Regions from separate parts of the Mus musculus genome. Here region 2 is linked to region 1. Evidence: chromatin loops called from intact Hi-C (ENCODE). Cell type or tissue: left cerebral cortex. All regions are shown on one strand. Each heading gives the region's core, and the rest is flanking DNA. Links, peaks and the distances in the headings are about the cores only. Region 1 overlaps Syndig1 (synapse differentiation inducing 1). Region 2 holds the start of Syndig1 (synapse differentiation inducing 1).

Region 1 (8,332 bases), core at 208-8,207:
ACTGCAGAGAATTTCTGGATAGGTCAAGATTCTTCCAAGGAAGATTAAGACAGTATGTCAAGTTTTGGGGCATCTCTGATGAGGAGTGATATTTTGGGGAAGAATCCCCTTATAAATTAAGGAAATGAGCTCTGTGTGTTCGTGGGAGAAATGTTCTGATAGACACTGAATACTGTGCCTTCTGTATAATGAGTGGAATGTGGAGTGAGACCCAGGAATCAGCTGCTGGTTGTGTTTAATGCTAAGTGGTTCAAGTTTATATAGGTTTATGTGGCTAGCAGCTGCTGGCTCAGTATAATGAACCCACTCAGAGTTCATTTTAGGGCCAAGTGGTTACCTTCCTGCCCAGATGGCCAGGTGGAGGAAGGAGCATGACTCCAGGTCCCCACACTTGTAATGACACCTGGAAGAAGTCCAAGAGACAGGGATGAGTCACACTTTGCCCCCTAGAAACAACCCACAGTGCTTGCTCACATTACTACAATGAGTGTGGAGTTGAATAAAGATCAACACAAGGATTGACCTTGTAACTATTTAGCAATGAAAAAAATGAGAATGGAGACCCATCAGCCCAATGAGGAGATATGCCAGTCAGGGGATCAACCAATCAGCATGCACAGGTTGCAGGGCCAGCAACCTCTCCCTTGATTCCTGTAGCTCACAAGGAGAGACCTCATGAGTCCTGGACTTTCGTGTTTCCCATTGCTGCAGACATTCCCAGACAGTACCCTAGGAAGGGGATTTAAAAGAGAGCTGCCCTACAAGGCACATGTGTTCTGTGTGGGTGATGCATTGTATTTCATTCCCTTGGGTGAAGGAAACTGCACATCTCTTGGTCTGGCTGCATCTTCTCTCCTCCCTATTTGGTGGCTCGATGCCCATGGCCATTTAAACCTATGAGGATCCTACAGATGGAAGAGCAAAGGAAGCATTACAAGCCAGGATGTTCTTATTTTCTCTGTGATTTCTCTTGAAATTTGAAAATCCATTTTAACCATACTGATTAATTATTTTAGCGTCATGCAAGAACAACTCTGTAACTTCAGTATGTGGTTCAGTTAAGAATCCGAAAAATTCTTATCCTGAAGCCCATTTCTTTACTGCATAGGGACAGTGCTGTAATACTACAGAGACAGGTAAAGCCAGGGACTACAGTGCTAGTATGCTTGAGTGTAATTGAGCAGCAGAGCTCAGCCTTGACTGTCTGGGAAATTTTCAGTACCTATTTGTCCACTGCCACGCCTCCACAGCCATCTTGGAACATAGCAATTAATAAGCAAGGTCATCAGAGTCCCTGTGGCCAAAGGCAAGGAATATATAGACATAGCTGAAACAAAACAGTTTTATGTGCAGTTGGCTATGAGTTCAAATGCAGCACAAGCCTGGAATGAACAGAGGGGCTGACTGAACAGTGCTGTCATTTGTCAAGGGTGTCAACCTTCCTCAGCCTCTCATTTATTTGTGCGCTGTAAAATGGAAATGGCAATAACAGTTGAATGATTTCTAGAGTTGCCATGGGACACAGTGACCTCAGTAGCACAAAATTCTTTGGAAATTAAACACCAGAACCTCAAATCACAAAAGCTAAGAATCTATACAAACGTACAAATTTGTTGCCCATGAATCAAAACCTCTACCCACATCAGGACAGCTTTGACCTGCAGTTTGAGAAAGCGAAGGCCAGAGGAAAGATCACCTTTGTCCTCTGAGTGTGATCTTAGACCCTGATGCATTTGTCACAGGCTAACCTCTCAGGCACTTCATGCAGAGGTGACCCTCCAGCAGTATAGTTCAACAGTGCAAACTTATGGTCAGGAATCTTTTTTTATGCATTACTAGTTTTCTAGCTCTAGAAGCCCGAGAGGTGACAGGGTTATATGTGGAAAGGTACCATGTAACAGACTGAGTACAGGGCATCCTTCATCCTGATGGGTGATTCCATGCTATGCAGGGTCTGGGCAGTGCAGTCCTGGAATCTTGTATGAATTATGCATCCCTGCTGGCTGTTTTGATTTTCATTTCAGATAGCAATAATGATAGTAATTTTCATTTTCCTTTACTGTTCTGGAGTCCATATGGGGGATTGTGTACAGAATAAAATGAATTGAAATTCCACAGATGTAGTGCTGTGGAAAGAACACTGTATAATTCCAGACACACGGAGCAGAGACTGCACCAAACAGGGGACTCAGGACTGGGCAGAGAAAACTGATCAGCAGGACAGAAGCATGATTGGCAGCTGGCCTTATAGCCTCCAAAGATGACTTTGTGCTCTGGGGAGTGAAACTGGGGGACCCTACCCCTCAGGCCTACCTGTATGTGGTGGAGAGAACTAGACCTGTGTGGACAGTGGGTTACCAGCTTCCATGCAGGACCACCGGAGGACTTCTCTATTTGTTATTTGAGTGAATCCAGTGCTCTTTGCTTGTTTCCTCTATTAACTAAACAGAAATAAAGTTCCCCCACACAATTCCTGACCTCTCAGTACAGTGCTATGCTTTCTGCCTCATAGCTAGGATTTCCAACAGTTTTGTGAGAAAATATTTTGAATGGAACAATTTTCCTTTTTTCCTATTTATTTATTTATTCATTTTACATGCCGGTTGCTGCCCCTTCCTGCTCCCCTCTCACACAGTCCCTTCCCCTATCTCCCCTTTGTCTCCTCTGAGGGGATGGAGGCCTCCTGGCTATCCCCCTACTCTGACACAACAAGTCTCTTCAAGACTAGGCACATCTTCTCCCAATGAGGCCAGAAAGGCAGCCCACCCAGGGGGATGGATTCCAAAGACAGGGAACAGCTTTAGGGACAGCCTCCACTCCAGTTGCAGGTGAAGAGGACACACGTGAGGATCGAACTGCATATCTGCTACATATGTGCCAGGGAGGGGGTGGGTCTAGGTCCATTGGCATCTGTTTATGAGTGGCTCCAAGCTGCTGTGATAGATGGATAGCCTGGCAAGGCAGGTGTCAAGTGGAACCATCCCATAGCCAAGCTCAATAGTGTATACTCAATGGTCTCCAGCTTGGGGCAGGATATGAATGATAATGATCTCTTTGAAAATGAAATGATCCATTACTGCTTTGTTTTTAGAAACAGTGTCTGCAGCAGTTAGCTAGGGCTCTATCTTTGTGTAAAATAAAAAGTTGGGAATGACAACTTTATGTTTTGATGAGATAAAAATCTACAGTGGGTGGAGCCAGCCAGGGCTGTCCATCTGGGAAGCAAGCATGCACAGGACCTACAAGCTATCGAGGTGGTGGCTCTCCCACTGCTGAGTTCTAGAATCATCCTCCCTGGTATTCCCATCCCACTCACGAATCAAACCACCTCACAGCAGATTCCCAGCAGATTCTCACCAGAGCTTTGAGAATCCCATGTGCCACTGTATCACAGTGAAGGGAGAGCTACATCTATAGGCAGCTTCTCCCAGAACAGCTGTCAGATTGCCGTGAGGGAGGCCGTGCATCTGTGTGGAGCTCGGGCCCTTTATTTCCTGACTCAGATCAGAATCAAAGGAAACTGGAGGGTATCCAGAGACAGCAATTCTTCCTCCATCCACACTATCCTCCCTGGGTCCAGAGTACAAAAGCAAAATGTAGCTAAGGCCTGTCTCCTGGAAGTCCCTCAAGGCCACCATTTTTAATACCCATAAACCCACATCAAGATCCTGAAGATACGTGAAACATGATACTTCTCACTGGCCTCCCAAATAAACTCACTGTAAGTCTAAGATGTCCTAGGTTAGAATGTATTTAATACCTGGAGAAATCTACGATAAACTTTTAAAGATCTGTAATTTGAACCCCGGTGAGCTGGAGGACCATTTGTACCACAATTGTTTTCCATCAGATTTCGCCTGCCATTTAACTGTCTAAGAGCTCTAGCCTGGGAAGGCCTTTGTTCTCCCTGATCTTGGTCAGTTTTTCCGCTGATGCACCATTGCTTGAGGTCTATACTTGCAGATGATCACGATAACATGAACATCAGCAATAGCATCTAAAACAGCAGTCAGGAAGAGCCTGCTTCAGCCTGGTGGCATTTGGCTACTTTTTCACTGATGTCCCTCCTGTCCTTCCCACTGTCTCTGCAGAGTGACTACTCCAGCGACACAGAAAGTGAGGACAACTTCCTCATGATGCCCCCACGGGATCACCTGGGACTCAGCGTCTTCTCCATGCTCTGCTGCTTCTGGCCTTTGGGCATTGCAGCCTTCTACTTGTCCCATGAGGTAAGGCCTCTGTTAGCTGGTTATACAGACTACAGGGAGATGTTCACCCAAGCACACCATCCCCAAGGAAGCTTATCCATTGCCATGAGGGGTGTCTGTATGCAACAAGCTGGAGTACCTCAGAGTGCCAGGCAAGTTTGTTGTTAGGTTGCCTTACCTCCTGGTGACTCAGTTTTGGCCTTGTAGTGGTGGCATTGCCTTCAGAAACAGAACTGATGACCAAAGCAGGCATCCAACCTGCCTGAGGGCAGATGGCCTTTGCAGGCTTGACTTTTAAATGAGACTTGGTGTGTCGCTGTGGGGAAGAACATCTGGACCATATTAGAGATTACATTGTAAACACTGAACCTGGCCAGAAGGGTGAAAATGAGATTTGTTTTCCTTGTTAAAGGCTCATTTTAAAAAAATATTCATATAACAGAGCCTGGTCCCCAGCAGTCCATGTGGACCCGTGCTGAGTGGGAGACCCCAAAGGTACCAATTCCCAGCTCATCTTACTATACTGCACCCCACTGGAATGCAGGCTTTGAAAGAAGTTTTTCTTAGCAAAGAAAGAGACAGCCTTCCTATCCTTATGCATCAAAGAGAGGCATTTATATACACTGGGAAAAGCATGAAATTACCATCACCACCTTCCACTGCCATTGTCCAAAGCAGAACAGGGAGAGAGGCAGCTCCATGTAGCACAGAGTACTAGAGACTCCAGTGCATATGGGGATTCTCCAGGTGGTAGATGACCCCTGAGGATGCCAGGATACCCCTGCTGGCTCATAGAATTCTGAGAGTGAGGCTGTAAACAACTGACATTCTTGAAATAGATTTTTCCTAGTTTGAACATTGCTTTCCTGCCTAAACCTGTAGTTACTTCTAGATGGCTTCTGAATTGATGAATCTTGGATGGCTGTGGCAAGGGAACCCTTGAGTGGCTCTCTCTGCACCACCAACAAAGTAGGAGGCAGAGTACACTGGACAGGGTGTGTATGTGGACGGGTGTAAGGGGCACATATGGAATCAGACAAGGAGGGTGGAACAGGGCACAGTGCCAGTTCTGTGGTGTTCTTTGGTCACATTCTGGAAGATTAGCACTAGGGTGAGTGATCTTGGACCCCTAAGGTCATTGTAAGAGCTTGTTCTAGAGCTAGCCCTAGCCTGGAGGGTCTGTGTATATATTCTCTCTTGTGAATGTGTTCTGTGAATGCAGCAGACCAGGATTTCCAAGTATCAACTTGAGTGGAAATCCAGATCCCTGGGTCCAGGCAGTTGTTAGATGAGTCAGGCTCAGATGACCTTGGCTAACAAGGTTCCAAAGGCATTACTCATACAGTAGTACATGAGGCTTTGGAGAAAGACCTGTTTGAGGTATTCATGGTGAGTCCAGTCTGCTCCTGCCTATAGAAGCAGTACCATAAGTCTGGGGTAGGTAATAAGCCTCACTAATAAAGGGGAGGTCAAGACAATGAAGGGAAAAGAAGCAGCTCGCTCTTTACTCTATAACGGCATTGTGGCTTTGTCTCATGAGCTAAACATGCTATCAACTGCATCCAAACTCTGAATCTTGCACTTCAAATCTGTGACATCACAGACTAGGACGTGGCATATCTGCTCTCCTGGGAGCAGGTGCACAGGCAACAATGAATGAAACCAGAGCTAAGCTTTGACATCACGCTTTGGAATGGGGGTGGTGTTCTTATCTTATGTTTCACTGGCAGAGGTGTCACCTCTTCCCAGGGTACTAGGAACCCTAGATAAATGACATAGGTCTAGGAATGGTGGCCTGTGTGTCCATACCAGAGGCCAGCTTCATCAAACCTGCTACGGATCCCAACCAGATTCCTGGGCTAGTTGAGGCAGGCTCAGATGAGCTTGGCCTCTAAGGTCTCCAAAGGTACTGTCCAGAATGCAGATGAGGGTACATGAGGCTTTGGAGAAAGACTTGGGTTAGGAATCTATGGTGAGTGCCATCTGCTCCCACCTATATAAGACCACCCTGGATGATCTCTGCTTCTTCACATAGTCTGCAGTGAAGCCCTGTCTTCTTCTAGGTAGAACATGTTGTGGCCAAGGAGATTAGAGAATTCAGACTCTCAGTTCACATATTAAGCTGCTCTTTATGTGGTAAGAATCTCTTAGACTTAGAAGGAGTCAAGATGTTTAATACCTTTAGTGGTCAAGATGATTTTATTGTGCACCTTCTGTACCACCAGCTTCTAGTGACCTTTTGATTTTATTTTATTTTATTTTATGTTTTTGGAAGTAAGGCTCACTTCCTTGCACAGGGTGGGGGTAAGTCTGTGCTGGTGGGGAAAGGAGAGAAGGTCCCTGCTCCTCTCCCTCCTCCCCAGCCTCATTTGCACTGTACTTAGATAATGGGTTCACTGCTGTGGAACCCAGAGCTATGCTGCTGTTTCCAGTCTGGTTGGAGTCTCCTTTGCACAGCCTATGTCCCAGTGCTTTTTAGATGGGGCTTCCATGCTGAAACACTTCCCAGAATCTCAGCCCAGCCAGGAGGCTGCTGTGCATTCTGTTTATGCCTCTGCAGCCCAAACTGCAGACAGAAAAGAAATCTCCAGGCCATTTGAGGAGAGCATGCAGCTGCCAAGAGGAGAGTGCGTGGCATGGAAGAGAACAGACACACTCAGAATCAGTCTCTAAATTGAATCAACACTGGCCTGGACATTACCAGCTGGGACTTCTAATCCTGGGGCCTGGAGGGAGAAGCCCAGTGCCTTCTCTGGAGGTTCTTTGCAGATGTTGTCAAGGCCCAGAGTGCTCAGCTGTGGAGCCTCTCCCTCGAGGGGGAGGGGCTGGGGGGGGGGGAAGGGAGCTACAGCCCATCCCAGCTCTATTCTGAAATTATGCTCCCCTAGGCTGTGGCACTGCTTAAAAGATATCTTTGACATTCTGTGCGACTTTAGTTGTTTGTTGTGGTTTCTTTTCCTTTCTCACAAAAAACTATCTCAGTATCCACTAGCAAGTCAACTGTGCCTATCAACTGTCAAAGCAACAACTCAGTGAGATTATAGAAATACACAGGACTTCAGGGAAGCTAAGCAAAGATGGGAGTTGGGGGAGATTAAATCAGAGGTGAAAAGAACGGATGGCTGGCCTGGTCCTACAAACTTGGGCTTTTGGGGTTCTGCCTTCTTCTAGGCAGAGCCCTCTTTTATGGATAATCCCTCCATGCCTGTTTCCTGATCCACAGCATGACATCAAAATAATTTCCACACCCACATTTTCCCAGAGGGAGCACATACAGAAAGCACAATGGTACCCTGCTGGGGTTGGGAGGTTCAGGATATAGAGTCTGACAGGGATGCCTGTCCTTGACGCTCTGATCTGTAACAAAGGACTCGATATAGAAGCAGAGTGAGGGCCAGCAAGTGTAGCTTTCAGCTCACGTCATTTTCATGGTGTGATCTGCTCCCTAATGAGAGCCAGTTCTATAAACCAGTTTATAGAGAAAGGTATGGGCTGTGCAGATCAAATTAGAAACTCGTGTTTCCAATCTAGGTTGAGAGGAGACATAATCTCCACATTTTGCTGAGTGTCTGCTGTAAGACAGTTAATGCACACACTTTATCTTCTTTAATCCCTCCAATAAGTCTAAAACTAAAAAAAGTTAATATCTTCATTGAAATGGAAAAGAACGTTTCAAGGTTTCAAACAACTTCCAGATCTCATAAAGGCAGAAAGCACAGAGGTATGTGGGGTCAAATACTGGGCACTTCTAGCCTTTAAAATGGATCCTGCTGCATGAACCCCAGCCTCCACCACAACAGGGGATTTGTGACCCTCGTTTCCATGAGATCACTTGGATGTTCACACTGAATGCTGAAGGAATCAGCCAGTAAACTTGTTTTTATCTGAGTTCAAGCACACTCCTAAGACCACAGGACTACCTCCTCAATCCCTTGCCCCCACACCCCACTTGAAGAATGTGTGCCACAGGGATCCCAGGAGGGAAATGGTAGTATTTGACTTTGTGGCCCTACACTCTGTCCCCTGCAACAGATGGTGTCCTGAAACTGTAGTTGGACACATTCCCAGGGGGCTTTGGGTCTGGATCTACGTCACAGTCCCTGGGTTTGCATGAGTACAGTGAC
Region 2 (8,332 bases), core at 104-8,103, 99 kb before region 1:
TTCATGTCCCATGTACAGGTTGGCTACCATGTTTATTAACATGATTTATTAATTAACGTGATTTATTAAGGTGATTTATCAGCTACTGGAAAGGCTATCTTTCTACTCTCCAAGTTAATAAGATTTGACTTTAACCAGACAGCCCAACCTTTTGATTCTTAAATCTCCTAAACTCAAGACAAACAACTTAATAACAGATCTTGGAGGGAGAGAAGCAACAGCAAACAAACAAAGCCCTAATTATTGTCATAGCTTTATAATTGGTTGCAATCTTATTTTATCTGCCTTGGTATTTTGATCAACTAGAGAAGGTTAAACATTTCTATTAAAGATGATTTTTGGATGAGAGCTGTTGACACCTAAACACATGGCACAAATCATCCTGATACTTTTAATAATCTTCAATTTTAGAGCTTTTTAGTTAAATACACACTTAGAAGTGGTTTCTATCTAACAAGAAACCAACAACAAAACTCTTAAATCTGTATTCTCCTTATCACGTCCCCTATCTCTGCTATCCAAAGGCTTGACAGCTTGTTCAGCACCTGAGTGACAGTTCCTCACAACACAGGAACTGGCCCCACTCACCTCACAAATCTCTGAGAATTCTGTAATCTCCTCTAAGAGATAAGCATTGTTGAGAAGGTTAGCCAATTTCCTGGAGATTAGCAATTTCTGTGGTGTCCTGTTGTAGCCTGATACATGACAACTCTTCACTGATTTTCTTGAAAACCTTTATTTCACTGCTATATTTTATCAAAATCGCTACAATCACATTCTGAACCACTATGACTTTGCATGTAGGAAAAACTGGCTCACATGTGTGCTGTATTCCAGATTAACTGAGGTATTCTATCCTCTAACAGTAATAGATGAGATCCCTCTTAATACATGATTCTCAACTAGGAAGTGTAAATTTCTTTTAAAACACAATAAAAATCCCAGCTTCAACTGAGAGGCGAACATCCAGTCTACAATTAGAAAGTAACATATTAAGTGGCAAAGTGGATAATGTAGATTAAGAAAAATAAGTCTTTGACATTATCTCAGAAATTCAAACACGCACACCACACACACAGAAACACACATACTATCTATCTATCTATCTATCTATCTATCTATCTATCTATCTATCTATCTACCTACCTATCCAGACAACCAAAGGCTGGAAAATGCTGTCCATCTGTGAATAAATGCCTGTGTTCCTATGCAGACCCAGTAAATCATCCATGGAAAATTTTCGCAATATCTAACACATAGAGGCAGGTCACAGGGACTCAACCCTGGAGGCCATTGTTCTATTTGGAGGTAACACAGAGACAGTTGGGATCCATGGTGAGTCTTAACCCTACATTTGACAAGTTACCTGACTGCAATTTTGGGGGGAAAACTCGCTTTAAAATTCTAGCAGTTGTAAACCAAGCAGATGCTCTGGCAAACCCAAGTGAACCTCTAAGGCAACCTAAAGGCTGACTACCAAGATAGCTTGGCTTAGACACAGAGAATGAATTATAGTTGTAGGTGACCCCGGCAGTTTGGGAGACAAGACTCTCTCAGCCTTTCAAGTCTCCATCTCTTCAATAGACAAACAGCAGTGTTGATTCTGCATCCTGCATGGCTCTAACAATGGATGCTCAGCCTAGCAGTTCACAGGAGAGCAGAGAATGTTCTGTTCAGGAAGGAACCAGAGACCATAAGCTGTTTTACAGAGAGAGGTAAGGCTGACAGTTTCTGTTAATTTAAGAGATACTAAATGGGGGATACTCACAATGTCCTTTTCAGGCTGTCCCAGATAAAAGAGCTGCCTGGAGCTCAGAGCAACCAGTAGAAGAAAGCCAGGTGCCTAGCTGCTGCAGAAGTTGAGAATGAGTGTGATATTTAGATGTAAAGAAGACGTTCAGATGAACCCAAGCAAGGAGCTTCTCTGAACACACCTGGGTCCACTAATCAGCTCAACCTCCTTCCTAAGCCATCCAAATCTGATTTTTTTGTTTTCTATGTACAGCTAAAGGTCCCCAGAAGCCAAGTGCTGCACAGGGCTCCCAGGCAGGATTTGAGCTACCTCCAACTCTGACACTCCAAATTCTACTTGGCTAGATGCGGCAGTTTCTGGGGGCAAAATCTTGGTTTTGAGGCAAGGGGCAGGAATCTATACAAGATAGCTATAGATCCAAGGAACCACTAGGGAATTAGCAATGTTGACTCCCCAGGGAGAAAAAGTTTGGGTTTGGGAGAGCTGAAGCAAGGTGAATTTTCCCTTGTTTTGAAAGGGGGTCATTCAGATAAGACAACTTTTGATCCTCTTTTTGGCGAATTTTCTAATTCCTTCTCTATAAAATCTGTAAGGAAAACACGCCCACTCGAGCATGATTTTCCCCAACGTTTGAAATGTAGATTGTCTTCGTAGGCGGCTCTACTAGGGCTCTCCTCGACCTACTCCAAGCCACCACTCTGCCCCACCCCCAAGGCGTCGTCGGCCCAGTTTCCTTCCACAGCAACTACCATGGGGCCACCCGCAGTGCACCTACAATGGTGTTGGTCCGAGCTACAGGCTTGAGTCCCAGAGTACCGATTTCAGGCTGGTCTCTGTCTTTATTCCTTCTGCTGGTCAGGACGTGGGTCTTTCTCTGAACCTACAGTGTCCAGAGAAACCTTCTGAACCTCAAGTCGACCTGGAGCCTGGGAGGTCTTTTAGGACCAAGGGAAGCCACCGTTTCCACAGTCGGCGGCTAATTCTTGTCCTCCTAGTTCCCAGTGGCAGTCCCCCTTCCCCCATCTCAGTCGCCCCAACGTTTCCAGACACTAGCCCCCGGCCACCCGCCAGCCGCTATCACTGGCGAGGGCACAGCTAGCCTGGAGCAAAGTTAGTGGCCACCTTCGTGTGCTGCCGCTCTCTCTCCCCCTCCTCTTCCTCACGGCCACCTTCTCCCGGGGACCGCGGCCGCATACTCTTGCACACAAGTCGCCAGGCTCCGCGAGACCAAAGAGTGGAACGGCACATCCCGGGTCACCCCTAGTTCAGCCCGCGCCCTTTGTGCTCCTAGGGGCCAAGAGGACCGGGTTCTGGAAGGGTGGCGCCGCAGCCCTGTGTTCGGCTCTCGGGAACTGTGTGCTCGGGGCAGCCCAGGGCGCTGGCAGTGATCCAAGGAGGGGAGCGGCGGGGGAAGCTGCGCGCAGGGGAGGGCAGAGGCGGAGAGCCACGAGCCCAGAAGCAGAGGCGGGCTCCGCACCGCCCCGCGCCCCTCACGCTTCCCGGCTCTCGAGACGCGCGGGCGGCCGCCTGGGCGCACCAGCCGGGTCACCTTGTCCCGGAGGTAAGTCCCGAGCACCAGAGCTGCGCGGGAGGACCCCGGGCCACCGGAGTGGGCGGGTGTGGCGGGCGCGAGAGGATGCCCTGGCGCAGGCGGGTGTCCTGCTCCGCCTCGCAGCGCGCAGACCAGGCGGCGGTGATGGTGTGCCGGCCGCGGTAAGTCCTGAAGGGTCGCAGTGGCCGGACTAGGGAGACACAGTGTCGCCCCGAGAGAGGGGAGATGGCGCCTGACGGGGAAGATGCAGAGAGGACAGGAACTGGTAATACCGGCCCAGGGTGCGACTTGGCGCCTTGCCACCTTGGGTACCCAGGCGGCGTGAAGGGGCTGCTGTGCGACGTCGGTTAGAGCTAGTGCGTCTGTGTCTTGAGTTCGGCAAAGCCAGGCTGCTGGGGGCCAGGCCGGTGTACTGGAACACCTAGATGATACCGACCAGTCCCTGGAGCTACCTAGCTGAGTCCAAGAGGGGCTGGCGAGAAAGGCATCCGCGGAGGTGGCAGTCAGTGAGGTCCACATGGGACAGGAAAGCAAAGGGCCGAGGGGAAAGAGAATGTAGAGTTCCAGAGCATCAGGATTGGGGTGGGTGGGTGCACAATCGGTTACCTGAGCGGAAGACCGGACTTCTAGAACCCTTCACCTCCATCCAAAACGAGACCGGTTTTTATGAGCTGTCCGGTCCCTGGCAGCGCGACAGTCTGCAGCCTCGGAGCCGCCAGTCCTGGCGCCGAGATGGGCGCAAGCAGATGCGATTAAAGGGTTCAGATTCTAATTTTGTTGTCTCTGGGCGTGATTTCTACACTTCATTCGTGTCCTCTCTGTAAATACTGGAGAGAGTGGAGCATCCATGGAGTTGGACACTTTTCTTAAGAAAGAAGGGCTTTGGGCATGTGCCTGTTTTGTTGGACCCTAGCGGTGTGGTGGAGGAACCTTCAGTTGAGCTTTGGGCAAGTAGGATAAGGGTTGGTTGGCTTTACTAAAGGACCACAAGAAGGGGTCTTCTGGTATTCCTCATTTTCTGTGGGGTGTTCTGCTAGCAGAAGCGCAGGCACACGGTGCCTCAGACTTAAGGTGCGCACCACACTCCTGCGGTGTTTGATGTGGAGGTGGCGCCTCTGCGCTGCGGGCAAGAACTGGGTTGCCTGTGTCTTTCATAGTCTCACCAGGGTTTTTGGTGCAGCAAACAGTGGTCTCAGTTTAGCTGTTTGGGGGACGTAGGGGTCTGACAAATACCTAGGGGCTGTTTTTCTGTTTAGAATCAGGCAGCGGGACATGCATCTCTAGGGCCCTCTTCTGCAGAGCCGCGAGGTGGTAACCATCAGGCTGCGAACTGCGCAGACCTGCAGCTTGAGCGGTGTGGGGGATGGAGGGGGGGACGGTGCAGGGGGTAACAACCTCCTAACATATCTCAGAGCCTGTGGATTTTTCTTTGTCAAGGTGTCTGCAGCTTGGGTGTTTGCAGAGAAGTGGTTTCAAAGAGGGGAAAGGGGGTCCTGATAAAAGTGTCTGTAGCCTGGTGTCTGTTTGGAGGAGGGGAGAAGCTGAGGGGAATTTTCAGAGAAGTTGCTCATGCCTTTGACCGCCGTTTCGAAGTTTTAGACCACAGGTGCGGGGCCTGTGGATGTGTGAGAAAGCATCTTTCTTTCCTCTTTGCTTCCTTCTCTCGCACCTAGGAACACTTTAGCCTTTTGCTGGGACAAGCTTGTCTCTGTAAGTGATCAGATGCCCTTCTCACCCTGCCCCCACTGCCTGCCCCTGCAGAGAGGACTCATAGTAAATTAGCTGCCCCTTTTCAGTGAGAGAGGGTACTGTGGTACCAGGGAAGAGGGAGCAGGAAGGAAGCACTTCAAACTTTCCTATTACAGAAATCTTCAATGATATGGAAAGGTAGAGAGATGCCCTTGGCCTTGGCCGCCTCCTCCTTGTTTCTCAGAGTCCTGGAGGCCTTGTTTGGGAAAGACTTCAAAATCTATTCCCAAAAGGATGACTGAGGGGAGGAATATTCGGTGATTCCACATTATACAAATAAATCATAGCATCATTTGGTGTCTGTAAGCCTATACAATTATGAATGTATGAATGTATCCAACAAAGCAAATGTATTGGTTAAAATAATAAATTATATTGCTGTTAAATTGTATTTTTAAAATGAGCTAGAAAAGTAATATGTTTACATACGGGTTTTTCGTGAGTGCTTCATTTTGATTTTAACTTTAAAAAGAAAAAAAATAATTTCTAGCTGACTTTACCTGTCTGCACATGGTCCTGTCTCTGAGAATGATGGCAGTTTATTGCAAGCTGGCCTGGCCATCATAATAATTCGTGTGTGTTTTGTTTCTATGCTGGATTGGATCCCAGGGCCTCACCACAAATGCTAAACATTGCTATACCACTGAGCTACATTCTGGATTCAAAATATGACTGTTACTAATGATCTCAGTAGAGCACAGATGATGTTCATACAAGGAAAGATATTCCTCTCCTCATTTATATCGCAGGGGGGAAAAAAGATAGCCCGCTACTTTTATTGGAAGAACAAGTAGACCATTGCTGGAGGAAAGACAATTACAATTACTGAGGAAAACTGGCCTTTTAAATGTGCTATACCTGTCTACCTGGGGTCTGAGCAAGATTTTAGTTGACTAGTTCCTTCAAGAACAACAAAATAATTTTTTTTAAAAAAATGGTAAAATCTTTAAACCTCAATTTGTAAATTATAAGCAATTAATTTCTTCCTCATTTAACAGTGACCTGGAAGGGCTGCAATGGACTGAACTTGTCCTTCATATTTGCCTCCTCAAATGAGTCTTATTTGCTAGGGAGCAATTGCTTATGTAAATTGTCTGCTGCTGTTGTTGGCAAGGCTCACTGAGAGTGCTGCATGCTCCAGGGGTTCATTAGGAAACCTACGTGGGCATTCCTGTCTCACTTACTGGATCCTAGGAGGCGGTGTGTGTGTGTGTGTGTGTGTGTGTGTGTGTGTGTGTGTGCCATGCCTGCTGGGATTTGGTACCCAGTGTGATTTTAGTACTATAGAGAGGTGTGCCACACCCCAGAGAAGGCTAGGAGAGTTAGCAGGAGGAATGCCTTCCCTTGCAGAGCCCCTTAGTGTACCTCTAAATTTTCTTTGAGATAAAAGCTATTCCTAAAAAAAAATGTCAGTGGTGTTCCTAGAGTTGGGTAGACTTTGAAATACCTTTATGAAGAGCACTGTACAAAGGGATCCTTAGTTATCCTTTTGTTAAGTGAGCACTTTCATCATGTCCTCTCATATAAAACTTTGGTAATTTTGTTTTATGCCAGTGCAGGCCTGTACATCTCCCTTTGTTCTTTTCTAGTCCCCCTGCCTGTTGGAGAATGCAGATCCCTAGGCATAGACTGGCACAGTATTGCAACCTGTGGTTTGAACAGATACCACATTTTTAGAAACACTATGGGAAGGAAGGATAGGGTGTCTACTTGTCAGAATCAGCTGGTAGGAGCAAATGAGGTTACATAGAAATGTTACATGGGGCTGTTTTGCATAAATGTGCTCATGTGAGATGTTTTGAGGGGTATAGCCTATGATCTATTTACACTGTACTGGGGACATTGAGACACAATGTTAAAAAGGTGACAATATTCCAACCATTGAAGGCAGGCTGACTAGATTCTTACTCATACTTCCAGAATTGCAATAATGAAGACCAGCTGGTAGTTTTAGATATGATTCTTTTTTAAAGCATTCTCTGTGCAAGATTCTTGCATGTTTCCAATTATTGCTGAGTTTAAAAATCTGTCTTAAAGGTGGTCACGAGCAACTGAGCATCACTTTGTAGCCCAGTTCCTTGGTCATTGTTTCTTACAACCAGATTGTGTGCTAGGGGCAAAAGGAAGAGGGGTAGCTCTTCCCTTTCCTGGCTGCCACTCTCTCCCTGTAGAACTTTCAGGAAGACCCGTGGAAAGGTCATTGTTCCAAACTTTGGGCTTCACTGCAGGTGCTTTGAACTACCTTAGAAAAATCTCTTCACTTTTATGAGATTCTGTGGCTTTCACCCCCATTTTTCTCAGGATTTTGAAAACAGAATCCTTACAATGGTCACTGTTTGATAAAGGAAAGAAGCTGCAGGTAATGGATGTGTTTGAGTCTTGTCTTCGTGTCCTACTGCTGTGAAGAGACACCATGACCATGACAACTCTTAATAAAGCATTTTACTGGGGCTTGCTTACACTTTCAGAGGTTTTGTCCCTTATTAGGATAGCAAGAAGCATGGCCGTATGCAGACATGGTGCTAGAGCAGACCCTCAGGCAGCAGGAAGGAACATTCTTACAACTTGGGCCTGGCTTGACCTTCTACAACCTCAAAACCTGTCCCCCAATGACATACTTCCTTCAACAAGGCCACACCTACTAATCCTTTCAAATTTCAGCACTCCCTAAGCATTCAAATATAAGAGCCTATCAAAGCCATTCTTATTCAAACCACCATAAGTCTTAACTGAAGGTTTCCTTGTGGATGCTTATATAGTCACTGGCTAGCTGAGAAAACAGAATGGGCTTCTCCTTCCTGTATCTGAATCTTAAAACTGTTGGTTGGCCGGAGTCTCAGGAGGACAGTGTACACACCTCAGTGAGGGCAGACCAGCTCTCCCATAGGAATATGTGAGACACACGTCAGCAGTCCTATCTGCTAACAATTTCCAGAGACCATGGAGGAGAGCCACATGAGCAATAGCATCTAACCTAACTAAAAGTGGATTCCTGACACATTGTAAGTTAAGCCCCCATAAAGGAAATTTTTAACAGAAGCCAGCCACCATGTGGGACACATGGTGATTTATGTTATGTATGTCTCAAAGTCTAAATTATCTTAAGCTTCCAGGTGACAAAGAATCTATTCAATTGCTGAAAATAAAGTAAAACAAGTTACTAAAGTAAAACAACAAACGGATGTGGGGATTCAAAGAATGGTTAGAACCAGTAAGCACAAATAGAAAATATCACACACATGTGGGAGATAAGAATAAAAGTCAGTTCTGTTATCCTC

What was found. Hi-C counts contacts between places; a loop is a spot of excess contacts. Peaks named below come from ENCODE experiments on the same cell type or tissue, not always from the same donor. Only the 100,000 strongest peaks of a DNase experiment are listed, where the experiment ranks them.
Region 2: it touches region 1 in a loop (2.3-fold over the local background); 3 of 42 quality-filtered maps call a loop at or near these places.

What each region holds. Positions count from the first base shown.
Region 1 is chr2:149,926,814-149,935,145 of GRCm38, forward strand. Syndig1 (synapse differentiation inducing 1) reads left to right here. Exons shown (of 4, transcript NM_001085521.2): 3 at 4,092-4,229. Among named protein-coding and RNA genes, the nearest start is that of Syndig1, 100 kb to the left of the region's middle. In left cerebral cortex, for the core only: no CTCF peak of the experiment used is centred there; DNase peaks (open chromatin) are centred at 817, 3,372 and 6,791.
Region 2 is chr2:149,827,612-149,835,943 of GRCm38, forward strand. Syndig1 (synapse differentiation inducing 1) reads left to right here and starts at 3,172. Exons shown (of 4, transcript NM_001085521.2): 1 at 3,172-3,314. In left cerebral cortex, for the core only: CTCF peaks have their summits at 4,223 and 4,426; DNase peaks (open chromatin) are centred at 2,115, 2,479, 2,788, 3,231 and 6 more places; H3K4me3 peaks cover 3,169 bases; H3K27ac peaks cover 2,820 bases.